Regions from separate parts of the Homo sapiens genome. Here region 2 is linked to region 1. A link is a loop called in an ENCODE intact Hi-C map of the cell type or tissue named here. Cell type or tissue: HCT116. All regions are shown on one strand. Each heading gives the region's core, and the rest is flanking DNA. Links, peaks and the distances in the headings are about the cores only.

Region 1 (15,940 bases), core at 2,671-10,670:
GAACTAGAAAAGGAAGAGCAAACACATTCGAAAGCTAGCAGAAGGCAAGAAATAACTAAAATCAGAGCAAAACTGAAGGAAATAGAGACACAAAAAACCCTTCAAAACATTAATGAATCCAGGAGCTGGTTTTTTGAAAGGATCAACAAAATTGATAGACCGCTAGCAAGACTAATAAAGAAAAAAAGAGAGAAGAATCAAATAGATGCAATAAAAAATGATAAAGGGGATATCACCACTGATCCTGCAGAAATACAAACTACCATCAGAGAATACTACAAACACCTCTACGCAAATAAACTAGAAAATCTAGAAGAAATGGATAAATTCCTCGACACATACACCCTCCCAAGACTAAACCAGGAAGAAGTTGAATATCTGAATAGACCAATAACAGGCTCTGAAATTGTGGCAATAATCAATAACTTACCAACGAAAAAGAGTCCAGGACCAGATGGATTCACAGCTGAATTCTACCAGAGGTACAAGGAGGAACTGGTACCATTCCTTCTGAAACTATTCCAATCAATAGAAAAAGAGGGAATCCTCCCTAACTCATTTTATGAGGCCAGCATCATCCTGATACCAAAGCCGGGCAGAGACACAACCAAAAAAGAGAATTTTAGACCAATATCCTTGATGAACATTGATGCAAAAATCCTCAATAAAATACTGGCAAACCAAATCCAGCAGCACATCAAAAAGCTTATCCACCATGATCAAGTGGGCTTCATCCCTGGGATGCAAGGCTGGTTCAATATACACAAATCAATAAATGTAATCCAGCATATAAACAGAACCAAAGAGAAAAACCACATGATTATCTCAATAGATGCAGAAAAGGCCTTTGACAAAATTCAACAACCTTCATGCTAAAAACTCTCAATAAATTCAGTATTGACGGGACGTATCTCAAAATAATAAGAGCTATCTATGACAAACCCACAGCCAATATTATACTGAATGGCAAAAACTGGAAGCATTCCCTTTGAAAACTGGCACAAGACAGGGATGCCCTCTCTCACCACTCCTATTCAACATAGTGTTGGAAGTTCTGTCCAGGGCAATTAGTCAGGAGAAGGAAATAAAGTGTATTCAATTAGGAAAAGAGGAAGTCAAATTGTCCCTGTTTGCAGATGACATGATTGTATATCTAGGAAACCCCATTGTCTCAGCCCAAAATCTCCTTAAGCTGATAAGCAACTTCAGCAAAGTCTCAGGATACAAAATCAATATACAAAAATCACAAGCATTCTTATACACCAATAACAGACAAACAGAGAGCCAAATCATGAGTGAACTCCCATTCACAATTGCTTCAAAGAGAATAAAATACCTAGGAATCCAACTTACAAGGGACGTGAAGGACCTCTTCAAGGAGAACTACAAACCAATGCTCAATGAAATTAAAGAGGATACAAACAAATGGAAGAACATTCCATGCTCATGGGTAGGAAGAATCAATATCGTGAAAATGGCCATAATACCCAAGGTAATTTATAGATTCAATGCCATACCCATCAAGCTACCAATGACTTTCTTCACAGAATTGGAAAAAACTACTTTCAAGTTCATATGGAACCAAAAAAGAGCCCTCATTGCCAAGTCAATCCTAAGCCAAAAGAACAAAGCTGGAGGCATCCCGCTACCTGACTTCAAATTATACTACAAGGCTACAGTAACCAAAACAGCATGGTACTGGTACCAAAACAGAGATATAGATCAATGGAACAGAACAGAGCCCTCAGAAATAATGCCACATATCTACAACTATCTGATCTTTGACAAACCTGACAAAAACAAGCAATGGGGAAAGGATTCCCTATTTAATAAATGGTGCTGGGAAAACTGGCTAGCCATATGTAGAAAGCTGAAACTGGATCCCTTCCTTACACCTTATACAAAAATCAATTCAAGATGGATTAAAGACTTAAACGTTAGACCTAAAACCATAAAAACCCTAGAAGAAAACCTAGGCATTACCATTCAGGACATAGGCATGGGCAAGGACTTCATGTCTAAAACACCAAAAGCAATGGCAACAAAAGCCAAAATTGACAAATGGGATCTAATTAAACTAAAGAGCTTCTGCACAGCAAAAGAAACTACCATCAGACTGAACAGGCACCCTATAAAATGGGAGAAAATTTTCGCAACCTACTCATCTGACAAAGGGCTAATATCCAGAATCTACAATTAAGTCAAACAGATTTACAAGAAAAAAACAAACAACTCCATCAAAAAGTGGGTGAAGGACATGAACAGACACTTCTCAAAAGAAGACATTTATGCAGGCAAAAAACACATGCAAAAATGCTCATCATCACTGGCCATCAGAGAAATGCAAATCAAAACCACAATGAGATACCATCTCACACCAGTTAGAAGGGCAATCATTAAAAAGTCAGGAAACAACAGGTGCTGGAGAGGATGTGGAGAAATAGGAACACTTTTACACTGTTGGTGGGACTGTAAACTAGTTCAACCATTGTGGAAGTCAGTGTGGCGATTCCTCAGGGGTCTAGAACTAGAAATACCATTTGACCCAGCCATCCCATTACCGGGTATATACCCAAAGGACTATAAATCATGCTGCTATAAAGACACATGCACACGTATGTTTATTGCGGCACTATTCACAATAGCAAAGACTTGGAACCAACCTAAATGTCCAACAATGATAGACTGGATTAAGAAAATGTGGCACATATACAGCATGGAATACTATGCAGCCATAAAAAATGATGAGCTCATGTACTTTGTAGGGACATGGATGAAATTGGAAACCATCATTCTCAGTAAACTATTGCAAGGACAAAAAACCAAACACCACATGTTCTCACTCATAGGTGGGAATTGAACAGTGAGAACACATGAACACAGGAAGGGGAACATCACACTCAGGACGGTTGTGGGGTGGGGGTAGGGGGGAGGGATTGCATCAGAAGATATACCTAATGCTAAATGACGAGTTAATGGGTGCAGCACACCAGCATGTCACATGCATACATATGTAACTAACCTGCACATTGGGCACATGTACCCTAAAACTTAAAGTATAATAATAATAAAATAATTAAAAAAAAGAAAACTTGAATAGTCTATACCCAGATGTAAAAAAAAAGTAAGGGAAAACCAATTGTGCCTGTTATTAAGTTATTATCTCTTATCTCCAAATTCACCATTTTATGCCCTCCTGGGGCTAGGACTGTACCACGCTTCCACGTCAGAAGCTGCCAATAGGGACATCACTGGGGGCCGGAGGAGAGAGAGGAGACATGTTTCTTCCTGTCTGTGTGCTGTTCCGGTCAGTGTCCTCCCAGCAACTCCTTCACCCAACAACAGCATTTGGTTTTGGTCTGTAGTTTTCCCCTCATTCCTAGAATGTACCTTATCACACCTTCCCCCTGCCCTGCTCAGTGACAACAGCCGGGTAACACGCTAGCCTCAGAGCTTTGGGTTCCACCTGCTCCGTGCCACTCCTCTAAGCTTCTCAATGTATTAATCCCAACCATTTCGCTTTGTTCCTCCAGCCCTAGAGAGGCAAGGACTCTGATTCCTGCCACTGCGAGTACTATGTTATCTCAATGTTCCTTTTTGCTTTTTCAGTCTTCCAACACCAGTTTAAGTAATTCTCTGCATTCCCTAGTTTGAACAAAAGCCAGAGTGGTAGTCCTTGTTACTGATTAGTAATTGTGACTTCACTCCTCTACCACCTATTTCATGTTCCCTTTGTCCTCAGCTGCTCAGAATTCTTTACTCAGTGGGAGGAATACAAATTTTCATTTCAGAAAGATCTGAACCATAGGTGGCCGAGCATATGTGAACTTGCAAGGAACATGGAAGGCGTAGTGAAGCAAGGAAATAATGATTACCAAGTATGGCCTCATGACCTGTTCAGAAACAGGGACTATAATGCATTGTTGTGATTACCTATATAAACTGTAGGGTGGAAGTGGGAAGACTAGTTAGGAGGCTTTTACAGTAATCCAGGGGGAGGGAGAGTAATGGCCCAGACCAAGGTGGCAACAGTGGAAGTGGTGAAAAGTAAGTGGATTCTAAACACATTTTGAAGCCGACAAGATATGCTGATGGATTAGATGAAAGGTGTAAAGGGAAGGGGGGAGTCAAAGATTGTTCCAAGGATTTGGGCCTGAGCAATGGGAAGGATGGAGCTGCCATCAACTGAGTTGGGGAAGGCATTAGGTAGAGGAAATTTGAAGGGAAAGTCAAGAGTTCATTTGGATATATTGAGATTGAGATGCCTGTTAGCCATCCAAGTGAAAATGATCCCTACAGCTTTGCCTTTGGAACAGATCTGTCTCCTCCCACTAGAATGAGAAAGCCCTGATGTCAGTCTGTTTGTCTCTCATTTCAGCATCTTTAGTGCTCAGCACAGTGCCTGGACCATGATCATTTCAGTAAATAGCTTTTGAATGAATGAATGAATAAAAAAATGAAAAACTTTGGGGGTTCTCATATATGCCAAAGTTTGTCTTATCCAGGTTCCAACTCCACCATTCTTTTCCAGAAAGAATAAGATAACCATTTTATTCTGCACACTGTGGCCAATATTCACTGGAAACCTGTCTTGTTAGTTTACTAATTGTAGATGAAATCTTTCTCCCCTGAAGTGGAGAAATCCCTCAGAGAGACAAGAGCCTTCCTCCCTCCTGTTAGAAGCATGTCTCAGCCTGGATTCAGCTGGAGACTTGTTCTGACTAGAAGATAGGGCTTTGACAATGGTCTCAGGTCTGGGAGAGTCTGAGGGCACGGTGTGTGCAGTAGAATCCTCTTCTTCTCTTCTTCCCTGTACATGGGTGTGTTTTTTGTGTTGTGGCTTCTCATAGGAAACCTGAGGTAGACCCAGAACAGTTTCCCTTGGAGCTTCTCTCTCTGCCCAAGTTCAAATCCCAGTAATTACGGAGTCCCAATTCAGTACTTCTGATAGGAAGCAAAAGTAAGGTTCATCCTATCCCCAGTGTCCAGTATAGAACAGGAGGCATTCATTTGGACAGTTTCACCCTAATTCAGCCACAGTTAGGACTCCCGTGTCAGGCTGCCTCTATAGTGCGCTGCCTGTCTTCCTGCACCCTGACCTCTGGCATCCCCTCCTTTGAGGAGACTTTCATAACTCCCAATTTTGGTTTATGAGTCGTTGCTATGCAGGGAGAAACACAGGAGGTGAAGGTGAAGGTGGGGAGTTGATTTGCTATTAACAAACTTCTGTATCTTGATTTTATGTTCAAAATACATGATTACATGTACTCGATGGAACTTAACATTTTTGCTTATTTGGAATTGTTTTTTTCTTTCTGCTTTTCTTCACTCAAATCTGGAAAGCATAAGGTGCTCACTAATTAGAGGTAACCATAGTTACCAAGTTGTCTTCAAAATACCCCTAAGAGTTCCTTTTTATTTTTTGAGTTCTTATTCTACAAAAAGCATTTCACTTGTCAGTCTTCTTTGTTCTCTTTTCAGTTTCATGGGGTGATGTTCCAAACCTGGAAGACTTTTGGTAGCTCTGTTAAAAGTTCAAAAGTAAAATAATGAAATAAACTACCTATTCTTAGAAAATAGTCCCATGCCTAAAATTATCTGGTTTCAAAATTTCAGCTGACTGGGTAGCAACGAGAAATAGACCAGAATCCTGCAAATTTCAATGTGTATACAGTAGCTTCCCATTATCTGCTATTTTGCTTTCTGTGATTTCAGTGACACATGGTCAGCTGTGGTCTGAAGACATTAAATGGAGAATCCAAGAAATAAACAATTCATAAGTTTTAAATTGAGTACTGTTTTGAGTAGTGTGATGAAATCTTGTGCCTGCTTGCTCCGTCCTGCCTGGGAAATAAATCCTCCCTTTGTCCAGCAAGATCCATGCTGCATATGCTATCCACTCATTAGTTACTTAGTAGCTGTTTCGGTTATCAGATCTAAAAAACACAGGATGTATAAGGTTCAGTACCACCCGCAGTTTCAGACATCCACCTGCGGTTTTGGAACGTATCCCCCATGGATAAGGGTGAAAATACTGTACAGCTAAAATCCTCAACAGAGAGAAGCTGGCACCCGGAGGAGTGTTTTCTAAAATTTCCACTTGAGGGCGCTGTCGTCTTCTGTCAGGGTAGAACCGACGTATTTTTTTCCCGTTAGGTTAGTTACTGCATGTGAAAAACTTCACTGACACCCAGGTTTCGGTTTGCTACAGTGGTGATTAGAGGTCTCTTAGAGACTGGCACACTAGGCAGCCACCTGGTTGGCCTCCCCTTCATTCAGTCAGCTCTGCCATTCAGCTTTCTTCCAGCCTCTGCACATTACCTGTCCTAGTTCTTGTTTTATTGTACTGCCACTCAACTTTTCTGAATCTCCCACTTGGCTGTGTCTCTGTACCTGCTAAATCAACACAGTTCCTGGCATACAGGTGCATTTCAGTGCATGCTGGTGAGACAGCGAAGGGCTTGAAACAGTCCACAAAAGTTGATGCAGGAGAGCAGTACAATCCTTTCTGGAGTGGGACTCAGAGAAAGATCATGCATGTTGAAGTCATTCCAGCAGCAGTCCAGGGGAGTTGGGGCAGGTAAGGCTTGAACAACTGCTGATTGTGTCTGTTTCTATTTGCCCAGACTGGCATGTGAGCCACAGGAAGGAAAAGATAGAAAGATGCTAGTCTTAGAGCTTGATTAGATGTGACTCTTTCCACTTGTCAGTAACTCTTATTCCCTCTGGAGATTTTCCAAACCAGAAACGTCTTGGGAATCACATATATGAAAGAACCCAAAACTAAGATAATAAAATAAACCACCCATTCTTAGAGAAGAGCCTTATGCCATGAGTTACTGGGTCTTAACATTTCAGTACCTCTTGACCTAATATTTCAGCAAGATATTAGAGTTTCAGCAGAAATTGCCAGGCCCTGGAAGGCTGAGAAAAGGCAGGGAAGCCCTGAAGGCTGTGGCTGGTGCCTTTCTCAAAGATAGGTGGCAGGTGGACAGACAGAGAAGGAGTCTAGGCGGGCACAGCCGGACCCAATTGCTCAGATTGGGCTGAAGTCTTGGGTGAATGGCAGGAGGGAGAGAAGCTAAGGAAAAGGGAAAGGAAGGGAGTTGACAGAAGATCAAAGCAAGGACCCCAAGGCAGGGTGGATCAGGGCAGAAGAGGCTTCAGCCAGGGCTTGGAGAGATGAACCTGGGCCAGAGGCTGGGGAGGCAGGAAAGAGCTGGCCGTAGAAAGACCTAATGAACCAAGAGGCAGCTGCATGGCTGAAGCTGAGTGGTGCCCACGTGGTTACCTTTTGGAAGTGGTTGGTTTCAATGTCTCCCGAAGCTGGGGTTGCAAATATAACACAAATGTGTGAGACTGGCCTGTGAGAGAGGGCATGCCTGTCTAGAGGGGCAGCCAAGTGTTGGCCTCCACATTGTCACCATGCAGAAATGCAGGCTCATCATTGCCAGATTTTCAGAAGAAGATGGGATTTCATTGTGAAATTTCTATATTGAAAGACACTGGTGTTCTGATTCTAGGTAAGATGGGATAAGTGCACTCCAACCATCATTTCTGTTGGTCATAACTCCAGGAGAGAAAGTTTAGAACAGCTATTTGAGGACGGTGAAAAGAAAACAGCAGAAGGAATATTGGTGAAGAACACAGAATTTGAAGTACATCAAACCAGTAGTGAGTTTATCACTTTCCCCACTCTTGTATCCCTTGGTTTGAACTTAACAGAGCTAGAAACTGGAAGTGGGATCTGGGGCACAGACAGCTCCAGGAGAAGTTCTTTAGTTCTGGCCCAAGGAGTGAAAAGGGGAACTCCTAATGTCCAGAGAGATCATGACCATTCTCTCTCTCTTCTCTTTTTCAAAAAAATTATTATCTTTTTCTGTTTCTCATGCCACAGGCCCTGGGCAAACCCACACCTGTAGGGTCAGCAGTCAGTAACGGGACTGACAGGAGCCAAAACTGAGGCAGTGTAAACTTGTTCTTTTTTCAGAAGAACTGTGATCCCACGGTGGGTGAGACTAGCTTCCATTGATATTTTTGTCTCTCTCTCTTCTACTGCCACTTGGATCTGAACATGGGCTACAAACATAGACGTGTGTAGAACAGAGTAACCAGAACCCCAATTTGGGGTGGAGGATCAAAAAGGGGAGCCTCAGGGAACTGAGAGTACCAGGGAGATTACAGAGAGGGTGGAGCTCAGGGAAGTGACTCCATACAGTTATTTATGAATTCCAGGGCTCACTTCCAAGCCATACATGTTTGGATCTGGTTTTAATGAGGATACCAAGACCTTTGAGAACTGAAGTAATAGAGAGGTCATCACCTGGTTCCTAGACTGGCTTCTGGGTGGTGCACACCTGAAATGGAGACAAAAAGCAGTTTGAAAACTGAGTGGATGTTGACATCACAGCGCACAGAAGGTGGGTTGGAACTTGCAAACTGAACCTAACCATGTCCATCACCTGCTAAAACAAAATATTAACATTTTTCGTAATATTTAAACAAGATCCAGAGTCTCACCAAATAATATCTAAATTGTTCAGGATAAAATAAAAAAATACTGAGCATACAAAGAACCATAACAATTTAGGTTACCTTCGCCTTTATCCCCCTGCTGTGCATTGCAGGTTCTGTGTCGTTCTCCAGCTGCTCCCCATCCCACCCCAATTTTCTTTGAAAAAGACAATCCACAGACACAAATGATGAGATTTCACAGATGTTGGAATTAGAAGACAAAGGCTTTGAAGCAGCTATTATAAAAGTGCTCAAATGAGCAATTGTGAATATTCTTGAAACAAATATTAACATACAAAATCTTAGTACGGAAATAGAAGATATAAGTGGAAATTTGAGAACTTAGAAATATCAGAACCAAACCAAGAAATTCACTGGTGGACTCATTACCAGAATGGAAATGATAGAAGAAAGAGTCAGTGAACTTAAAAGTAGATAAATAGAAATTATTCACTGTAAACCATAGAGACAAAAAATAGAATAAAAAAAAAGAACAGGCCTCTCTGACATATGCAACAACAACAAAAGGTCTACCATTTATGTCATCAAGAGCCCAGGAAGGGAGATGAAAGACAGTGATGCTGAAAAACATTTAAATAATGTTTTTAAATGTCCCAAGTTTGGTGAAAGATATAAACTTACACCTTCAAGACTTGAATAAACCCCCAACAGGGTAAACACAAAGAAATCTACATCCAGACACATCATAATCAAACTACTGAAAGCTAAAGACAAAGCAAAAATCTTGAAAGTAGCCAGAGAAAAATGACTCATTATCTGTGGGGCACAATGATATGAATGACTGCAGGTTTCTCATCAGAAACCATGAAGGCCTTAGGTAGTGATACAGTATTTTATTTATTTATTTATTTATTTATTTATTTATTTATTTATTATTTTTTAAGAAAGGGTCTCACTCTGTTTCCCAGGCTGGAGTGCAGTGGTGCAAACACGGCTCACTATAGCCTCAACCTCCCAGGCTCAAGTGATCCTCTTGTCTCAGCACCCCAAGTAGCTGGGACTACAGCCACATGCACCACCATGCCCAGCTAATTTTGGTATTTTCTGTAGAGACTGGGTTTCACTATGTTGCCCAGGCTGGTCTCGAACTCCTGAGCTCAAGCAATCCATCCACCTTGGCTTCCCAAAGTGCTGGGATTACAGGTGTGAGCCACCAATCCAAGCCTGTGATACAGTATTTATAAAGTGCTGAAAGAAAATAACTGTTAACCTAGAATTCAAAATCCAGCAAAAATATCCTTTAGGGATGAAGGCAAAATAAAGACATTCTCAGATGAAGGAAAACTAAAAGAATTCATAGAAGCAAATCTGTTCTAAAGGAACTGATACAGTTCTCCTGATAGAGGGTATGGTTCCATCCTAGCAGCTGAACTTGTGGCCCTTCTGTATTATCCCTACCTTGTTGAGCCTAAAGGTTGCCACTCGGTGTGAAGAATGGACTACCCATGTGACTGAATCTATCATTTTCTATTTATAAGGTAAATGCAGAGATTTCAGACTACAAAGTGACCTTCATAGGCCAATGGTGTTTCTGGAAACCTGTGAGCAGAAAAAGGACTTCCACTCTGAGGGGTGGCAGCATAGTCACTTGGCTGGGGCAACTGGTCTCTTTGGCAATAACTGCTTATCAGAGAGGTTCCCATGGCATCCAGGCCCTGCAGGATGCTGTTGAGACCCTGTCAGGTGAGAACAAAATGGCAGTAGTGTGGCCCAGGCTCCCATACTGAGGACGGAAGGCACCAGAAGACAGTAGACACTGGTCCAAAACCTAGAGGTGTGCACAGCAGATGGAAAACTACTTTCTGCCAGCAGAGGTGACATTTTCAGGGGGCTTCATGGCTTTAGTGAGAGAGAACCAAGGAACTGGAAAGGATGGACACTGTGGGTGGCCACACACACAAACCTCGGCGACTGGCAAAATCATCTGAGGAGAATTGAATTGTTTCCTTGGCAAACGAAGTGGTTGAAGAACTATTTTTATGGCTGTTCTTATGATTCTGTGTTTCACTGTAGACTGGCACAGCCTAGAGAACATGCGCTATGGTTGTTATAAGGACAATCTACAAATATTACAAGTAATTTGGAGAAGAGAAAGAAAAGCACCTGTGATCCTATAACCCTGGCATGACTATCATCATTTTCACATAATCTCATTCATTGGAAAATAAACTTAATATGAGGTTGAATGAGCTGAGAGGACCTTTTCACTTTACATGGGTCACGATTATTTTCAGTGTTTCTACATTGTCCTCATACTCATCACTTAAATAACTGCTTGATTAAATGGATGCACTTAACTAATTCTATGTACATTAATTTCCTTAACAGCTACCCCTCACTGTGGAACACTTAGGTTGTTTCCACTTCTCTAATATTCTGAGTAAATGCAATGAACATCATCAATGCTCCTCTTTTTCCTTCTTTGAGATTGTCAAGCCTTTCTGGATTTTTTTTTTTTTTTTTTTTTTTTAGGTGGAGTTTCACTCTTGTTGCCCAGGCTGGAGTGCAATGGTGCGATCTCGGCTCGCTGCAACCTCCACCTACCAGGTTCAAGTGATTCTCCTGCCTCAGCCTCCCGAGTAGCTGGGATTACAGGCATGCACCACCAAGTCCAGCTAATTTTGTATTTTTAGTAGAGATGGGGTTTCTCCACGTTGGTCAGGCTGGTTTCAAACTCCTGACCTCAGATGATCCGCCCATCTTGGCCTCCCACAGTGCTGGATTACAGGCGTGAGCCATTGCGCCGGCCACCATTCTGGATTTTAACTGCAGCAAAAGAAATAGGGCTGGATGTGCATGTGTGTGAGTGTGCGCGCGTTTGGGTGGGTGTACTTTAGTGCATACCACCACTCTCCACAGATGCCGTGCACGCTGCCAGCCATTTTTTTGTGTGAGTGCTCTGTTTTCCAATTTATGCCTATCTTGGGGGGACTTGGCCGTGTCACTGAGCCTGCTTTACTTCTCTGATTTTTAAAACAAATGGTCTGATGAAACTGCTTCTAAAGCCAGTCTGTGACCTGAGTAGCGGGGATCCTGACAGATTTTTCCCTAATTGATTAATTAATGAACTAATTAATTAAGTGAATATTTTCTGAGTATCTACTATGTGCCAACCCTGTATTAAGTGTTAGGAATATAGCAATAAACACAGCAGATGAAAATCCCTGTCCTAATAGAGTTGACAGAACTTTGGTGTTCTGTATTCATTGGTGAGACAGAATCAATGAATAAATACATATACAATGTAATTCCAAGAGATGATAAACATGCGAAGAAAAGTAAAGCAGGGAAGGGGAGAGAGGGTAATGGAGGAAATTTTTGTTTCTTAAAAGAATTTTTTTTTTTTTAGAAATAATGTCTCGCTATGTTGCCCAGGCTGGACTTCAACTTCTTGGCTCAAGTGATCCTCCCACCTCAGTCTCTCGAATAGCTGGGACTATAGGCATGGGCCATTGTGCCCAGTTCAGAGGAACCTTTTCAGAGAGGATGGTCAGGACAGCCTCTTTGAGCAGGTAATTTTGGGGTTGAATGAGCTGACAGGTCCAGCCGTGCTTTTGGGAGGGAGAGTGAGCCGGGCAGAGGGAACAGTGGTGCGAAGGCTCTGACTTAGGAGTGAGTTTTGTGTTTTGAAGGAATAGCAAAGAATGCAGTGAGGCTGGAGTGAAGTGAGTGAAGAGGGCAGTGATGAGATGAAGTTAGAGAGGTGGGGGTGATGATGAGGCTGTCTGGGGGAGGTCTGTCCAGTGTGGGCCTTGGGGATGGTGGGGAGTCCAGGGCAGGTGCATTCTCATCTGGGACCCCCTGATCCTAGTTCTGTGGGAAGATATAGATCAGAGCAGGAGACAGACACAAACAGATCATTTTACTATCTGGTGAGAGATGTTTTTGGAACCTAGAACACAGGGGAAATTAGTGAGGCAACGATTTTCTCTCTTTCTGCTTGACTTATGCTTTATTTATCTTCAGGACTAGCCATAATTTGAAGATGCTGGAAAAAAATATTCACAGTCTCTGGAAATCTAGCAAAGTGATCAGGATTCTTTCCTTTGGCACTTCAAAGCAGAGTCAACAAAAAAAGCTGGGGGCGTTTTTTTGTGGTTATATGTTAAAAGTAAGAATGAACTTATACTGTCTTTCTTCCATTTTTCTTTCCTTATACCTGGGTTTGGCTGAGCCTGAGAGCAAAGATTGCCATTTGGGTTCAGTAGGTTGCTGACAAATTAAGTAAAGATTCCCTCATTTGTGGGTCAGATGTCTTACAGCCTGGTTTTGGTGAAGCAAATCTTGGGAGAGTGAATCTTGTCCACCCTCTGGCTGCTGGCCACATGGAGATGTTAGTAATTGCGGGTCAGGGCAGGTCAGATCTCCTAAGCCAAAGGTCCAGAGGTATCAGCGAATGCAGGGACTACCAGGCAATTCTTCATGTCTCAGCCTGGCAAGGAGTTAATTCCAGAGAAAGCTGCAGGTTCCGTCACTAATTCATTGTGTGATCTTGGGCAAGTTTATTATTTGTAAAATGGGAGTGGAGGTAGGGTAGGGTGTGGGCTGAGCCAGAGTGATAGCCATTGCTCTCTTCAGCTTTTAAATTCCAGTGGGTCAACAAAAAGGAAGCTTCTGAGCAACCTTAATTGGCAGAGCTGAGGACACAAACAGCAGGAATAGCTGTAGAGGGATATGGCCTGGGTGGAGTTCCTGCAAGCCCAAGGGATTCCAGGACAGCTAGCAGGAAAAGAATGGTTAGCGAGGGGAAGAGGGATGGAGGGGGAAAAGGTTGGGAGTGATCTTGCCTAGGATCACACAGCTGGGTAGAGGAGGAGGAGGAGGAGGAGGAGGGCAGGGCAGCGGGCATGGCTTTGTGGTTGTGTGAGTTCTGGCCTCTTTAAAGTGGAGTTTAGGAGTGGCTGGCTTCTCTGTAAGAGTTGCTCAGCTTAGTTGCAGAAGCCTGATGTGGACCCCTGAGAAACGGCTGAGGAAGTCCTGGGTTTCATGTCCTGGTTCCAGGGACCCTGCAACAGCAGGTGGCATAGAGATAAGAGCAGGGCCCCTGCAGTTAAAAGGTGCTGTCCTAAATCCAGCATGGCACTGAAAGCATTAGGGGGACAGGTCTTTAGGCTCTCTGCCTCCCCTGCCCAGGGAGCTCCATCAGGCCCCCTCCAAGACTCCACACATGATCACACATGCTGATTCCACCTTCATTGTGTAGGTGCAGCTTCCAGACAAGGCTCAGAGGCCCTTCTCTGCCAGATGGTGGCTCTAAGTCCTTTCATAGAGAAGTTCCAGAACCAGCTGCTTATATCCTGGCACTGCCGTTTGTGGGCAGCATGTGCACCTCCAAGACACTTAACCTCTCTGAGCTCCTGTTTCCTCTTGGAGGAGTGGAATCATGATTACCTTGCAGGATTGGGACTGTCTCCTAGGTTGATGCTTGTGAGAATCTTTGTACAGCACCCAAGAGGAGGCCAGGAATGTTCTTTCCTTTCCCTTTCCTGCATTAGAAGAAGTTGTGAAAGGCTTGGAAGTGGGCAAAGGGGATGACTGGGTGTCCTTTCAGTGGAACACTGGGCATTTATCTGATGCTGCTGGGGTCTGTGTCTTTGACTGGGTGACTTATAATCCCTGGAAAACTGATAGAAATGCAAACAATTCTTGCCTATCAAAACATAAGTGTGGTGGCTCACGCCTGTAATCCCAGCACTTTGGAAGGCAGAGGCAGGTGGATTGCTTGAGCTCAGGAGTCTGAGACCAACCTGAGCAACATAGCAAAACCCCATCTCTCTAAAAAGTACAAAAATTAGCTGGGAGTGGTGCACACACCTATAGTGTCAGCTACTTGGGAAGCTGAAGTGGGAGGATTGCTTGAGCCTGGGAGGTTGAGGCTGCAATGAGCTGTGATTGTGCCACTGCACTCTAGCCTGGGCAACAGAGCCGAGACCCTGTCTCAAAAAACAAAAACAAAAAACCCCAAAACCTAAAGAAACATAAGTGAATATTGTCCTCTAATGATACAAGTAACTTCTGTTATGGATAACAGATTATTCCAAACAGTGTAGTTTCTTGACCTATGGATATGAACCAGTTTTCTCTCTGTTAGCATTCCTGGCTGTCTACACATGTCTATCCTTCAGATTCTGCTTTGAAATGATTGTGACATCTTACTGGTTCCTTTATTAATTGATGAGTTAAATGATATCTTTGACATATGTTCATTTTGTGTTGTATGAGTCATGACTTTACCTTTGAAAATGGTATTTTAACACCCACTTCCTTGATGATTCATAAATCAGTAATTTAGATCAGACTTTCACCATCCATTCCCCACTGCTGATTCTATATTAAATTCCAAGTCCTTCACTCATCCCCCATCCCCAATACACAAACAGCACACACACACACACACACAGGCACATAACCCCTATACACCCATAAAACTAGTGATTTTTGCAAGGGGAGGTGGCACTAAAAACCCAGGCATCTGGATATTTTAGACTGAATGGGGGTTGGATACCTAAGATATGAGGCAGCCTTGGAGACCAAGTGTAGGGACTGAATGAGGTGGTACCTCGGGAGGGACTAATATAGTGTTCCCTATTTGGAGTAAGTTTTACACTGAATCCCAACTTCAGCTCAAGTGAAAGAATTGTACTGACCAAGTCTTCCTGGGCCTCCCTCCCAGTGTCCTGTCCCCAACACTAAGGAAGGTGGCACTGAGTGCCAGTAGCGAGTGGTACCGGGCTGGGTAAGGTTTTAGATTTGCCAGTATTGTTTTCAATGTATTTCCCTTGGGGGCTGCCAGGTTCTGTTGCACTAGGCACCTGGGGCCTCTGCTGGACAAGGATCAGAGGGTCTTGGAGGCCTCAGCAGGAAGCATGGAAAGGTTGCACTGGGGGTGGTGGGTACTGGATCATCTCTGGGTGTCGCCTTGGACTATTTCCCCTCACTGATTTCTACAGCGAACCAACAGACAGATTGGCTTCTGCTCTGTATAACTACCAGAGTCTCCCCAGCACTTTGGAGTCCCACCAACTCCAAAACATGGCGGGGCTCAAGGAAAAGCGATTATAGGCTCTTATCTGCACCACTGCAGCTCCAAGTGCGGTCTGCAACCAGCAGCATTGACATCACCTGGAGCTTGCTCAGGCTCCTGCCCAGACTTGTTGAATCAGAATGTGCAGTTTAACAAGATTCCCCGGGTGATTCCTGTGCACTCAGTTGGAGAAGTGCTAGAGTGATGAAGGTCCCGATAGCCTAGGAACATTAAGCCCTCCAGTCTGTGAATCTCCTTAGCTGGGGCATAAGGGGCAGTCACTTTCACTCTTCAGAGCCTGTTTCCTCATCTGTAAAGAAAGGATGATAACTTCTGTGCCACAGAGCCATGGAGTGATCAAATGTATGCAAAACCATGGCC
Region 2 (15,940 bases), core at 4,673-12,672, 580 kb after region 1:
TCCTTTTGTTTCTTACAGCATCCCCTCCCCTGCCACCTTGCCTAGGGGAATTTGTACTGAACTTGGTCAGGAGTCAGAGTAATCTGTCTCAATATCTCCCTCTCCTCAATCAGGGGCTCCAGACAAAAGGATGCTCAACTGCTTTCTCTCCTGTCTGGGAGATCAGGGTGTGACCTTCATTCTATAATTTATTCAAGTGTCTCTCTCCTGTGTAGCCTGTCAGCCTTCGTGTCTCCAGTCATTCTCTTCCTAGACAGACTTGTCTGGGATGTTCAGAACTGGAAGTTTGGTGGCTTGCCCTGACATGTCCAATACTCAGTAAGCAAGCAGAACTTACCCTCTTTGGGCTCTCTGCACTGTGTGCTCTTCTAAGCCATGCAATCAACTTCTAAGACCATAAGAGGGGAGCTAAGCACCATTCAGCTTTGTATATGCCCTGAGGGAACTAACACAGTTGCATAGGATGGCAAGAAACCTATACATTTTTGCGGAATGAATTAATAAAATCTATTGACTTTTGTGCTCTGCTTTTCTCCCTTAACTTTATTGCAGCAAGCAATCAAATAAAGGTAATTAGTCCTAGTTTGTTCTACACTAAGTATATCACACTGTGATTCTGATTTCATAACTTAGATCTGAGTTTTAGAACACTGAGACAATCACAGTCGTCCCTTCGTATCCACAGGGGATTGGTTTCACATCTGACCTCATGTGATAGGTTGCAGTCAAAACCCAGTCAAAACTTTGTTTCATGCACAAAATTATTGTATGAAGTTAACTTCAGACTATGTGTATGAGGTGTATATGAAGCATAAATAAATGTGTTTAAACTTGGGTCTCATCCCATAGATATCTCATTATTTATATTTTGAAATATTTCAAAATCCAGGAAATTCCGAAATCCAAAACACTTCTGGTGCCAAGCATTTTGAATAAGGGATACTCAACCTATAATACCTAATATAATGTAAATGCTATGTAAATAGTTGTTATACTGTATTTTAAAAAATTTGTATTTTTTTATTGCTGTATTGTTATTTTTAAATTTTTTTAAAAAATATTTTCAGTCCTTTGTTGGTTGAATCCATGGATTTGGAACCCATATGAATACAGAGGGCTGACTATATACATAAAATTTGGCCTCTTAAATTATGCAATTTAATATAACCACAAAGTTGCACACTCATCACACTGTCTAAAATCAGAACATTTTTCATCATGCCAAACATGAGTGACACACATTAGCTGTCACTTCCATCTCCACACCTTCCCCCTGCCCCATGAATCTATTTTGGGTATTTGCCTATTCTGGACATTTCATATAAATGGAATCGTACAATATATGGACTTTTGTATCAGATTTCTTTTACATTGTATAATGTTTTCAAGGTTCATCCATGTCATAGCATGTATCGATACTTTATTCCTTTTAAATGGCTGAATAATATTTCACTGCATGGATATACCACACTTTGCTTATCCATTCATCCATTGGTAGACATTTGGGTTGTTTCCAATTTTGGGCCATCATGAATAATGTTGGGAACATTTGTGTATATGTGTTTTCCTAGGGACATATGATTTCAATTTTCTTGGGCATATACCAGACCATATGTTTAAGTTCTTAAGGAATTACCAAAATTGTTTTCCAATGTGGCTGTGCCATTTTACATTCACAGCAGCAATGTATGAGGGTTCCAGTTTCTCCATGTTTCTCTTTTTGAATTATAGCCATCCCAATGGATGTGAAGTGGAAAATCAATTGGCCATGGATACCTGGGTTTATTTATGGACTCTCAGTTCTATTCGATTGATCTATATGACTATTCTGATATCAGTACTACACAGTCTTGATTACTGTGACTTTGTAGTAAGTTTTGAAAAAAGAAGTGTGAGTCCAACTTTGTCCTTTTTCAAAGTTGTTTTGGCTATTCTGGGTTCCTTGCATTTCCATGCGAATTTTATAATAAGCATGTCTGTTTCTGTAAAAAATGCAGTTGCAACTTTGATTGGGATTGTGTTGAATCTGTAGATCAATGAAGGGAGTACATCCCTCTTAACAACCTTTAGTCTTCCAATCCGTGAACATGAAATGTAATTCCACTTACTTAGGTCTACTTTAATTTCTTTCCATGATGTTTTACAGTTTTTAGTGTATAGGCCTTGCACTTCATTTGTTAAATTTATTCCTAGGTATCTTATTTTTTCTGATGTTATCGTAGATATAATAGTTTTCTTAATTTCTTTTTAGTTTATAGAAATACAGTTGCTTTTTGTATATTGATCTTGTATCCTGAATGTTGCTGAGATAACTTGTTAGCTCTGATGTGTGTGTGTGTGTGTGTGTGTGCGTGTGTGTGTGTGTATTTCTTAGGATTTTCTATATACAAAATCATGTAATCTGCCAATAGAGGAAATTTCAGTGCTTCCTTTCCAGTGCAAATGCTTTTTATTTTTCTTGCACAACTGCTCTGACTAGAAATGCCAGTACAATGTCAAATAAAAGTGGTGAAAGTGGGCATCTTTGTTTTGTTTGTGATCTGAGGTAGGGAGGGGGAAGATTTCAGTCTTTTACCATTAAGTGTGATGTTAGCTCTGGGTTTTTTTTTTTTTGTTTTTTTTTTTTGTAGATACCATTAATCAGGTTGAGGATGTTCCCTAGTTTATTGAATTTTTTTTTTTTTTCAATCAGGAAAGGTGGTGAAGATTACCAAATGTTCTTTCTGCATCTGTTAAGGTGATCATGTGGTTTTTGTCCTTTATTCTTTTCATATGTTGTCTTACATTGTTTGAGTTTCGGATGTTGAACGGTTTAACCTTGCATGCCTGGCAAATAGCTTAACTAGTCATGGTGTATAACCCGTTATATCTGTAGTTGGATTTGGGTTGTTAGTATGTTGTTTAGGGAGTTGTGTGTGTCTGAGAATCTATATATGGTCCATAAGGGATATTGGTGTGTAGTGTTCTTTTCTTGTGATGTCTTTGTTGGGTTTTTGTATCAGAGTAATACTGGACTCATAGAATGAGTTGGGAAATGTTTCTTCCCCTTCTGTTTTTTGAAAGAGTTTGAGAGGATTAGTGGTAATTCTTTAAACATTTGGTAGAATTTACCAGTGAAGTCATCTGGTTCTGGGCTTTTCTTTGTGGGACATTTTTTGATTACTAATGAAATTCCTTTCTTTGTTATAGGTCTATTCAGATTTTCTTTTTCCTCTTGAGAGAGTTTTGGTAGTTTATGTCTTTCTAGAAATTTGTTCATATGAATTATCTAATTTATTGGCATACAGATGTTCATAGTATTTTCTTATAATCTTTTTTTCTATAGTGATTCTCTCTCTTTTATTTCTGATTTTAGCAATTAGAGTCTTCTCCCTTTTTTCTTAGTCAATTAGTTAAAAGTTTGTCAGTTTTGCTGATGTTTTCCAAGAACAACCTTTGGTTTTGTTGATTTTCTCTATTGTATTCATATTCTCTCATTCATTTGTACTCCAATATTTATTTTGTCTTTATTTTTGCTTGCTTTCAGTTTAGTTTGCCCTTCTTTTTCCAGAATCATAGGCGAAAAGTTAGTTTACTGAATTGGGGTCTCTTTTTAAAAATATCTGTATTCACATTTCTCTCTAAGCATTGCTTTTACTATGTCCCATAAGTTTGGTACATTTTATTTTTGTTTTCATTCATCTCAAAGTATTTTCTAATCTCCCTTGTGATTTCTTCTTTGACCCATTGGTTATTTAGGAGTGTGTTGTTTAATTTCCACATGGTTTTGAATTCCCCAAATTTTTCCTTCTGTTATTGATTGAGTTTAATTCCATTATGGTTGGAGAAGATATTATATATGGTTTCAGTTCTTCTGAATGCATTGAGACTTGTTATATGGCCTAACATATTCTCTGTCCTGGAGAATGCTGTATGTGCACCTGAGAAGAACATGTATTTTGCAGTTGTTGGGTGGAGTGTCTTACTTATATCAGTTTTAGGTATTCACTTTTCACCTGGTTAAACATTATTCATTCTTTGAGTCACAGGTCCAAAGGATTTCTTGTGTCAAATATTTCTTAATCCATCTCCCTAAGTAAAATGTAGTTTCTTCATTTGAATTTCTATAATTCTGCCAACACCTATAACTGTATTATAACTTTTATTCCAATTCAGTCTTTCTAAATTCTGATGTTATGGGTTTCTTTGTGCAGAGCCATGTTGTAACTGTATCTCCATATCACTGAAACCTTACTTCTAGTGGTAACTTTAAAGCATGTCATCGAAAGGCTGAAAGAATCTGCTGGTTATTGAGCACTTTGTCAATCCAGAGCCATAAACTACCTACAATGGATTATGGATAAGGAGAAGCAAGGCAGTGTACTCTGCCTCTGGGGAACCTACATTTTAGTTAAGAGATCTACGAGATACCAATGTAGGAAACCTTTAAGACAAGATTTGACCAAGTGCCAAGATGAAGGCACTAGGGGATTGGACTTGTTCACTTTGTCTCTCTCCCCATGCGTGGGAAAGAGGCTTGTGGAATTGTGAGGCTGGAACAGCCCTCAGGGTTTCTGATTTCTAGTCATCATCCAGCCTGTGCGTGGACACTCTCACCCACAGGGAGACGCCCCCACACTCCCATTTAGGACTTGTTGATGGTTGTTTGCTAACTTTGGGCAGAGCAAGAAAAATGAATTGCCCTTTAGCTACCACACACCCTTCAGTCTTCTCCATAAAATAAACCATAAGCCTGCAAAATCATGTGTAAAGTCAACAGGGAAAGGAAAGAGCTGTAGTCATAAATTCTAATCCCAGGAGGATATGTCAAAGGATGCTTGCATTATATATATATATATATATTTTTTTTTTTTTCTTTTCTTTTCTTTTCTTTTCTGAGACAGAGTCTTGCTCTGTCACCCAGGCTGGAGTGCAGTGGTGCAATCTCTGCTCACTGCAATCTCTGCCTCCAGGGTTCAAGTGATTCTCCTGCCTCAGCCTCCCAAGTAGCTGGGATTACAGATGCCTGCCACCACGCCCAGCTGATTTTTGTATTTTTTAGTAGAGATGGGGTTTCACTATGTTGGTCAGGCTAGCCTTGAACTCCTGACCTCAGGTGATCCACCTGCCTTGGCCTCCCAAAGTGTTAGGATTACAGGCGTGAGCCACCGCGCCTGGCCAGCTTGCATTATATTTTGATTTCAGATAAGGAAAGTCAGATCAAGTGACTGTGAGAAGGTCACTTCTTTCTTCTCCCTTCCTTCCTTCCACAATGCAGCCCCTAAAAGTGGCAACATCTTGTTTTAAGGGGAACCAAAAGGAATGTTTTCTGAGACTTATTATTCTCCTAGTGCCTACCTGTCTGTGAATGTTCTGGGAAGGTCTGAGGATGAGATTTGGAGATATGGAGATTTGGAGCGGCGAATTTATCTCACATGCCAGTTAGACACTTTATTCTGTCTAATTCAGGACAAAGACTGATGATTTGGGGGGCTAATCAGGGGATTCTTTTCAAGAATACAGTGTGATGAAGAAGGTTATCAAGACAGACTGCAAACTCTTTTCTCTAGTAACCTCTGAAAATAGAATCATAATGTGAAGTACAATACCTGCAATTATGGTAGCACACATTAAATGAAATAGGAGGATAATATAAGAGCAGGCCCATAGTTGTATATATTAGTGGACTAAATGAGTGATATCTTTATTGTGATCATCATGGTCACATTTATTGACAGTCAGTTTAGGGCAAAACACTCCTGGGAGAGGGGAGCATCAAGCCATCTGAAATTGGACGGAATTAAAGAGTTAGAAAAGGAACAGAGCAGGTGTCCTGGTATAGAGTGGACTTGAACAGGGTGAAAGAATGGGCGATCTTTGGATGGAGAGAAGGGGAGAAGAAAATGAGGGTGAGTAAAAGGCCACAGAGGTTGGAATGTGTAAGATACACATTTCATCAATGCAAAAATACCAGAAGGTGGCAAACGTGGACTTTGGTAGAGGCATGGCACAGGAAAATTGCTGTTCATAAGTCCACATAGGTGTGTCAGCTTCCAAACAATATTAGCTCACTAGATGCAAATGAATTATCCACATTACTCTGTTCCAGGCAATAGCCCCTATTGAGCTAGTGACAAAGGTAAACCATCTCTGACTCATCAGAAATTCTCTTCCCAAAGAAGTGAAGGGAGAAAATGGGAGTGGTAGGCCAGGAATGAGGGGCAATTCTGGTTGGCCCAGGGTGAGTCACTTTCCCTAATGTTCCTACCAGGAGATCAGGCCATGAGCTCTTGGCTCTGCTGCTCATTCTTGTCACCTTTCCCCCATATTCTAGCTCCCTCGGGTCACTCATCCTATCACTTTTCCGATAGGGCCGTGGAGTTGTACCCTCTCTAATTTTATAGATAGGGACCCTGTGGCCTAAAGAGGATTGGGGCTTGCCCTTCTTCCTATAGCACAGTTGGGACTAGGAGAGGGACCTCTTGACCATCAACCCCTTGCATCTGCACTCTGTCCTCTGCCATGTGACGTAACTCTTTTAGTCTTCATGCCAACTGAGAGGCAAATGAGACACAAAACAGAACATGGGAAAACTTGAAGGGGCTGTACCTTGACTGCAAAGGGCACCGGGGTACATGCGTAGAGGCAAGAAGAGTTTAGGGGCAGCAGGTCATCCTACATGACCCTATTCTCAAAAGAAAATCAGCCCCCATAATCCAGTTTCAGGTCTCATATTCCAAAACCTAAACTCTGAACTAACAAACATTGTGATTCTTTCATAGATGTCTAATATTTACTAAACAAATATTGGGACTTGTTTTCAATACCCTCTTTCAAATACCCCTTATAACAGGGTTCATATTTCTCTTCCTGAATGTTATGAGGCTTCCTCTTTCCTGCCTAACTGTCCCAAGGCCTCTCCTCCTCCAATGACCATGTGGCAATCATAGAGGGGGTCTTAGATAGTATTCCTGTATCAAAGGAAGTATGTCTAAGGAATTGGAGGATGCTGGTCGTTAGCCTCTGATTGATAAGCACTTCTTATTTATTTAATTTTTTTTTAAAATAGAGATGGGGGTTTCACCCTCTTGGTCAGGTTGGTCTTGAACTCCTGGCCTCAAGTTATCTCCCTGCCTCAGCCTCCCAAAGGGCTGGGATTACAGGCATGAGCCACCACGCCCAGCCTTTGATTGATAAACTCTTCTTTCCTCTTCCTTCATTCTGTAATGCAACCCCTAAAAGTGGCAAAATCTTGTTTTAAAATTTTGTCTGTCCCCTCCCCCAAATTTGGCATATTGAAAACAAGATATGGAGCAATAGTGACTCTGAGAGGAGAAGAGGTGTAGTGCAGGACACAAGAAGCTCCCCGCTGGTGAAATCCTGTAATGTGTTTCTTTCAAGTCCCCCTCCCTGCCTTTGTCTCCTGGTGATGAGGTGTAAGTTCTGCCTTTTTTCTTTTCTTTTTTTTTTTATTTTCAGAAAGTCTTTGTTGCTTCAGGCAAGCATCAGAAACTGAATCTGCTGGGGTGTTGGTTGGACTGTGTGGCCTCTCTTTATCCCTCTCTTCCCAGACCCCTCAAAATCAGGTGCATTCTATATCCCCTTAGGCTAGATAGACATTCTATGGATGCTCCGGTCTGCATGAGGAAGGGAACTCCAACCTCCCCCAAGTCAGTTAATTTTAAACATTTTGGTCTTTTTTCTGTATAATTTGGGATTGGTGTACCAGAAATGACTAAAAACCTGTGGTTTTCTGAGAGTGATCCTGGGACTATAATTTTCTGAAATTAAACTTCAGGCAAAAAAAATAAAAAAAAAGAGAAGAAAAGAAAAAGAAAAACAGAAACTCTCATCGTGGCCAGATGGAGCCAGAGATTTGTGAGAAGACGAGGCTTAAAGAGTAAAAGGCTATCAGTGTGCGAGATGGGTTGAAAAACAAAAAATAAAAGGTGAAATCCGAGACTGCCACGCTCACCTAGGAGAAGTTGCAAAACCTCCTTAGTGATGTTGGGAAAATTCTTTTCAGTGAAAAGTCTCTTATGGACCTGTTAAAAATATCCCAAGAGCAAAACAGCAGACCCCCCACCTTTAAAGGAGGTGTACCTTTTGTCACTTAATGCCTGCCTGTTTCAAATCCAACCTTCATTGCTTTGTGACGTTAAAACATTTCTTCTTTGCCAGCTGGCATGATGCTAAACTTTATCAGCAGGGGGCGCTGGAGGGCTAATTTCATTGGCCAATGGCAGTGGTTTCTTGCCCTCCAGCTTCAGTTGCCCAGGATGCTGCTTGCCAGTTTTGACCCATAGTTTCCTGCCTGCTAGCCCCAGCTGCTGAGTGTGGATGAGCTCCATCTAGGGCAACCCAGTTGAACATCTGTGCCATCCAGTAGCTGCAATCGCACCCTCTCAAAGGAGGTCTGCATCCTAGCTTTGGGGCAGGGCTCCCTTCTCTTCCAAATTAGTACTTTTGTAAGTAGTCTCCCTCTGCCTAGGATGTTCTTTAGAGTTCTCTTCAATTCTCTTGTAGTAGTTACTTCTCTTCAAATAGTCAATACATCTTTATATTAAACTTTCCCTGTTCAACTTACTGTGGTTACTGTCTCCTGACTCTCCTTTCATGGACCATGATGCCAAAAATGCAATTACTAGTAGGTGAAAGGTTTGATAGTTTCAAAATCAAGTGAACATAGGGAAATACATGGGCCTTAATATCACTAGAAATTTAAAGAGGCAGAACCAATTTATTCAGCCAGAAATTATGTCTATGAATTTTGTACTTAGAATTGGTATTAAATCATTGTATGGTTTAATGGTAGTGAAATGAAACACAAAACTTTGGAGACTGAGATTTTTGGAAAGATAGAGATGACCCTCCCCTTTCCTCTAGTGGCAACTGCACCAAGAACAGCCTAATACCAGAAAGCCTCCATCTCTTAAGATGTCATGACCCTTAATTGTTAGAAATTCATTGCCATCAGGCTAGGCGTGGTGGCTCATGCCTGTAATCCCAGCACTTTGGGAGGCTGAGGTGGGCAGATCACTTGAGTCCAGGAATTTGAGACCAGCTAGGCCAACACAGTGAGGACCTGTCTCTAATAAAAATACAAAAATTGGCTGGGTATAGTGGTGGGCACCTGTAATCCCAGCTACTCAGGAGGCTGAGGCATAAGAATCACTTGAACTGGGGAGGCAGAGGTTGCAGTGAGCTGAGATTGCGCCACTGCACTCCAGCCTGGGTGACTGGGCAACAGAGCAATACTCTGTCTCAAAAAAAGAATAAAAAAAAAAGAAAGAAAAAGAAAAAGAAAATGTAGTGCTATCAAATTAAGAAAATGCAAAAACCTGCACCAGTTCATCTATCAGATTAGGGCACTCCATCACCGCATACGGAACGCACAGCAATGAAATACTCTAGACCAGTGCTGTCCAATAAAAACAGGTGAGCCACCATATGATCCGTATGTGTCATTTTAATTTTTTTTTTGAGACAGAGTCTCACTGTCGACCAGGCTGGAGTGTAGTGGCATGATCATGGCTCACTGCAGCCTCAACTTCCTAGGCTCAAGCGATTCTCCCACCTTAGCCTCCTGAGTAGCTGGGACTACAGGCACATGCCACCACACCTGGCTAATTTTTCTATTTTTATTTTTTTGAGATAGGGTCTGACTCTGTTGCCCAGGCTGGAGTACAGTGGCACAATCTCAGCTCACTACAACCTCTGCCTCCTGGGCTTAAGTGATCCTCCCACCTCAGCCTCCCGAGTAGCTGGGACTACAGGCATGTGCCACCACACCCAGCTAATTTTTGTGTTTTTTGTAGAGATGAGGTTTCTCCACATTGCCTAGGCTAGTCTTGAACTCCTGGGCTCAAGCGATCTGCCCGCCTTGGCCTCCCAAAGTGCTGGGATTACAGGCATGAGCTACTGTGCTTGGGTTAATTTATAAATTTTTTTGTAGAGATGAGGGCTCACTAAGTTGCCCAGCCTTAAATTTTCTAATAGTCAACATTAAAGCCCTAAAGAGAAACAAGTGAAATTAATTTGAATGATGTATTTATTTAACCCAAAATATAAACAAATTATCTCAAGATGTAATCAACATAACAATGAGATATTTTGTTTATTTTTATTTTTTATTTTTTAAAGTATTTTTTATTTCAATAGGTTTTGGGGGAACAGATAGTGTTTGATTACATGCATAAGTTCTTTAGTGGTGATTTCTGAGATTTTGGTGCACCCATCACCCAAGCAGTGTACACTATACAATTATTAATTATTAATGAGATATTTTACATTCCGTTATTTGTACTGTCTTTGAAATCTGACATGTGCTTTATGCTTGTACTTCTCAGTTCAGACTAGTCACATTTCAGGTGCTTCATGGCCAAATATGGCTAGTGACTACTGTACTGCCCAGTTCTAGAATAGGATTTGACCACACATACTACTTAGTGGGAATGACGATTTGAGAGATCATTTAAAAAAAAAACTGCATTACAAAACCAGACTTCTGTGGCTTTATTGATCATATTAATATTGTATTTTAAGGCCATTTTCTTTTATTGGATACAGATAAACATATTAGTGATTATGTGTGTTTTTTTAGAAACCCAGATTTTCAACCCTGTGTTGAGCAAGTCTTACAAGAGCCATTTTTTCAACAGGATGTGTTCACTTTGTGTCTCTGTGTCACATTTTGGTAATTCATGCAATATTTCAAACATTTTCATTATTTTTATTTTTATTTTTTTTGAGACAGAGTTTCGCTCTTGTTGCCCAGGCTGGAGTGCAGTGGTGCGATCTTGGCTCACCATAACCTCCACCTTCTAGGTTCAAGCAATTCAGCTCAGCCTCCCGAGTAGCTGGGATTACAGGCATGCGCCTCCACGCCCGGCTAATTTTGTATTTTTAGTAGAGATGGGGTTTTGCCATGTTGGTCAGGCTGGTCTCGAACTCCTGACCTCAGGTGATCCACCTGCCTCGGCCTCCCAAAGTACCGGGATTACAGGCGTGAGCCACTGTGCCCAGCCACATTATCATTATTATACCGCTATGGTGATCTGTGATCAATGATCTTTGATGTTACTATGCAATTGTTTTGGGTGTCCATATAAGACGAGAACCTAATGGATAAATGTTGTGTGTTTTCTTTTTTTTCGGTAGGGAAGACAGGGTCTCACTCTGTTGCTTAGACTACAGTACAGTCACACGATCATGCCTCACTGCATCCTTGACATCCTGGGCTCAAGTGATCCACCCACCTCAGCCCCACAAATATGTAGGACTATAGACTCGAGCCACTATGTCTGGGTAATTTTTTTTATTTTAATTTTTTAATTAATTAATTAATTTATTTATTTACTTATTTTGAGATGGAGTCTCACTCTGTCGCCAGGCTGCAGTACAATGGTGTGATCTCGGCTCACTGCAACCTCCACCTCTCGGGTTCAAGTGATTCTTCTGCCTCAGCCTCCTGAGTAGCTGGGACTACAGGTGCGCACCACCATGCCCAGCTAATTTTTTGTATTTTTAGTAGAGATGGGGTTTCACCATGTTGGCCAGGATGGTCTCGATCTCTTGACCTCGTGATCCACCTGCCTTGGCCTCCCAAAGTGCTGGGATTACAGGCATGAGCCACTGTGCCCGGGCAAATTTTTTTTTTATTATTATTTTTTGAGACAGTTTCTCACTCTGCTACCCAGGCTGGAGTGCCAGTGGCCCGATCTCGGCTCACTGCAGCCTCTGCCTCCCAGGTTGAAGTGATCCTCCTGCCTCAGCTTCCCGAGTAGCTGGAACTGCAGGCACGCACCACCACCCTTGGCTAATTTTTGCACTTTTTTGGTAGAGATGGGGTTTTGCCTTGTTGGTCTTGAACTCCTAGGCTCAAGCGATCCACCCAACTCGGTCTCCCAAAGTGCTGGGATTACAAGCATGAGCCAGCACGATCGGCCTGAATTTCTTAATGTTTTCCTTCACTGGGCATTTAGGACCTTGTTAAAGAAGGCCTTTCATCTCCAGAGCCCATGAAGATGCTCTCCCATAGCATCTTCTAGGCTTTAAAACATTCAGAGCTTATTTGCTGTGTGGTGTTGGTGAGGGCTCTAATTTTTCTCCCCGCAACCCAGATAACCAGGGTCACCCAGTTAACAGAGCTTTAGAGTCCACGTTGCTTTCCGTTGCTCACGTCTTCACTGACTGCTCTGTTCATCTGCCTATCTCAGAATCACACCCTTTCTCCAGGACCACTCTCCTTCTGCTGGAAGTACGTTCTTCAGTGAGTTCCTTGAGTCTCACTCTCCTGAGTTTCGTGTTGTGATAAATTCTGTTTCCCATCTGGAAATGCCCTTTACCGTGAGCAGATTCTTGAACAACCATCAATTTCAACTCCTGATTCTAATTTGATGGTGAAGAGTCCCAAGTCACACTCACTGTATCCCATGGCTTCCGGCTCCCACTGTGGCCACTACGAAGTCTACTCTCAGTCTCAGCGTCTGCTCTCTGTAATCTGTGCTTTTTCCTTGGCTGCATTAAAGATCTTCTCTTTGCCTTTGGTGTGCTGCAATTTCATTATGATATGGGTGTGGATTTCTGTGCTTCCTGATTCTGCGTATTCAACCTCCACTGAAATGGGTGACTCGTGGTTCCCAGGTCCCTCCTTCCTCCTTCTGCCCACCCGAGCCTGGGCATCTTACTATGGGGTACAGTTGGGTGAAGGAGCATCATAGAAGCACCCTAGAAGAGATGATTGGTGCATTAGAAGCTGTCTGCCAGGTCTGAGTTGTGTTATGCTTATTCTCTGGGTAGTCTGAGGCAACCCCTGAGAAAGGCAGGTATTACTACAGTCAGAAGAACTGCTCCAGGAATGCATTCCTCCCCAGAAAAATCTCATATCTAAACTGAGAGTAATTCACGTATTATGGAACAATTTTCCAAACATATATATAAATTACAAACCACACCTCTCTCCCACCTCCAAAGTTGTGATGAGATAAAAGCAAAACTGTAGCACCAGCAAAACTAAATAAAACTTTGTAATAAGGCTTTAAGTGCCCTGAATCTCTTCCAAGGATCAAGATGAACCCTAGAGCTGCAATTCCACAATCCACCAGATCCTGGGACTCAGGCCATATCAACATGGTTATCTAGCTGGCATTCCAACCCCAAGAGGTTTCTTACTTGTCTGTTGCTTTCTTATTATCAAGTCCTCACTTAGGTTCTGTGTTCCTTTGCAGCCCAGACCACCCTAGACTCCATACGGCACCTCTATTCCAGCAGTATACCAGGGTCTATTAAAAGAAATCCAGAGAAACAACTCAGATGGAAAGGGCCCTGTGGCGTTCTGTTGACCATTGTCATGACTCTGTGGGGCTCTAGACCATTCTTGAGGATAGGAGGGTGACAAGCCACAAGGTGCACAACCAGCAGTGCACAAGGTGAACTTGAATACAATTCAGAGTCTGCCAAAGCCCTGCGACAGTTTTAGCCAAGAAAGGAAAGGGAGTTACTGTGTGGCATTCAAGATGGACTGAGTGAAGACTACAGATAAGTTTCCTAGGACTGTGTGGAGATGCCAGATAAATAACCTCAGGACTAGTGTATGAAATGGGCTGGGCTAATACTGACTGCTGGACTCTTAAGTCATCATCTTGCTTACTGTCATAGTTTACTGGTGCCTACCAGGAAGGTCCTTCTTCCCCACCTCTGATCACCGTGTTTCTCTTTCAAATGTCTTTTGCAGTGGTTGTCTGACAACTCAATGGTTGGTGTAACACAGGATTTGGCATCTTCCTTAAAGTTATCTGATTGTGTTTATTTCACCCTTGGGACATAATGTGCAAGACCCTAGGATGCTGGAAACATGGCTCTATCCAAGCCCCGAAGGCCTGAGAACCAGGGAAACGGATGGTGTAACTGTCAGTCTAAGGCCAAAGGCCTGAGAAGCAGGGGGGCCACTGGTATTAAGTCCTGGAGTCCAGGGGCTGGGGAGCCTGAAGTTTTTTTTTTTGGAAGATTGGGTTTCACTCTGTCGCCTAGGCTGGAGTGTAGTGGTGCAATCTCAGCTCACTGCAGCTTCACCCTCACAGGCTCAAGTGATCCTCCCACCTCAACCTCCGGAGTAGCTGGGACTACAGGTGCATGCCACCATGCCTGACTAATTTTTGAATATATATATATTTAGAGATGGGGTCTCACTGTGTTGCCCAGGCTGTTCTCAAACTCCTGGGCTTAAGAAGTCCTCTCTTCTCAGCCTCCCAAAGTGTTGGGATTAGAGGCATGAGCCACTGCGACCAGCTGGGAGCCTGCAGTTCTGACAGGAGACTAAGAGTGTATTCCAGCTCCAGCAGATAGATGGATGCAGATCACCTTTTCTCTGTTTTTGTTATCTCCAGGTCCCTGGCAGATTGGATGGTGCCCGCCCACATTAGTCCACTCATACTCTCATGCTGATCACCTCCGGAAACACCTTCACAAACACACCCCACAATAATGCTTTATGAGGTTTCTAGGTATTCCTTAACTCAGTCAAGTTGACATCTAAAATTAACTGTCACACTATTAAATATACGCTGTAGGCAATACATCTATAAAAGGGAGTATACAAAGAGGAAATCAGCCCCCATCTCCCTGGACTTCCATGCCATTTATTTTGAAAGTTAAATTCTGAATTAGCAGAAATCCTTAACATTTGACTTTATGTACAGAAATATGACCCTCTTTATGTATTTTCAGTGTTTACTGGACACTGAAGATACATAAATTTATATTATCAGAAACCTCTTTCAAATAGCCTTCCAAGGTTTGCTAATACAGACTCATCAATCATAGGCCTAAAAGTAAAACCTAAAATTATAAAATTTCTAGGAGAAAACATAAGAGAAAAAAAATCTTTATGACATTAGGGTAAGCAAAGATTTCTTAGTTAAGACACCAAAAGCATAATCCATAAAAGAAAAAGTCAATTACTTGGACTTCACCAAAATTAAGAATGTGTGCTCTTCAAAAGACACTAAGAGAATAAAACACAAGACACAGACTAGGAGAAAATATTTGCAAATCATATATCTGATAAAAGACTTTTTATAAAGGATATGGAAATAATCCTCTGAACTCAATAGTAAGAAAACACACAGCCCAATTTTGTAAAAAATGGGCAAAATATGTGAAAAAACACTTTCATTGAAGAAGATATAGGGATGTCAAGGAAGCATATGAAAATACGTTCAATGTCATTAGTTCATAAGGAAATGCAAACTGAAACCACAATGAGATACTACTTCACATTCATTATAATGGCTAAAAGTAAAAAGACTGACCATACCAAGAACTTAGGAGAATGTGAAACAATTGTAACTCTCATATTTTGTGGGTGGAAATGCAAAAATGGTATGGTCACTTTTGGAAAAACAGTTTGACTGGTTTCTTACACAGTTAAGTATACGCTTACCATTCAACATAGTCACTCTATTCCTAAGTATTTACCCAAGTGAAATGAAAACCTATGTTCACACAAAGATCTGCACGTGAATGTTTGTGGCAGATTTATTTGTTGATTACAAAAAAACTGGAGACAAACCAAATGTCCCTCAGCTACAGAATGGATTAAACTGTGGTGCATCTGTAAATGTTGCTAGAGGGAATGTAATTTGCTGCAGACACTTTGAAAAACTGTTTGGTAGTATTTGCCAAAGTCAAACGTCCTCGAAACATACCCAACAGAAAAGACTTGAATAAGAATGCTCATAGCAGCACATTTGTAATAACTCTGGAATAAAGAGTCTGACTCAATTTTTGATGTTTTACTATGACAGCTTTCAAGCCCCATCACTCCCCTTTCTCATTTTCTCCACACCTGGACATGCCTACAGGTAGCTCATGGTGCTCCCTTCCTTGGTGCAGACGGGCAGTTCAAACCACACAAACTCCAGCCTGTGGGAGAGGGATCCTTCATCCTGGACGCACCTGC

The links. Peaks named below come from ENCODE experiments on the same cell type or tissue, not always from the same donor. Only the 100,000 strongest peaks of a DNase experiment are listed, where the experiment ranks them.
Region 2: a loop joins it to region 1, with 5 times the contacts of the local background. A loop is called at or near these places in 7 of 110 quality-filtered maps.

Annotation. Positions count from the first base shown.
Region 1 is chr3:42,241,573-42,257,512 of GRCh38, forward strand. LOC105377048 (a long non-coding RNA gene) reads left to right here and starts at 6,332. Exons shown (of 4, transcript XR_940772.3): 1 at 6,332-6,580; 2 at 7,524-7,674; 3 at 8,236-8,420; 4 at 11,885-11,922. RefSeq lists an enhancer at 14,166-15,365. In HCT116, for the core only: a CTCF peak has its summit at 6,098 (motif pointing right); a DNase peak (open chromatin) is centred at 6,109; H3K27me3 peaks cover 764 bases.
Region 2 is chr3:42,823,252-42,839,191 of GRCh38, forward strand. The region is part of intron 2 of ACKR2 (atypical chemokine receptor 2); the gene reads left to right. LOC124909373 (a long non-coding RNA gene) reads right to left here. Exons shown (of 2, transcript XR_007095895.1): 2 at 10,480-12,708. Among named protein-coding and RNA genes, the nearest start is that of ACKR2, 22 kb to the left of the region's middle. RefSeq lists enhancers at 146-440, 13,366-13,660 and a silencer at 13,366-13,660. In HCT116, for the core only: CTCF peaks have their summits at 7,323 and 8,187 (motif pointing right); DNase peaks (open chromatin) are centred at 6,188, 7,340 and 8,210.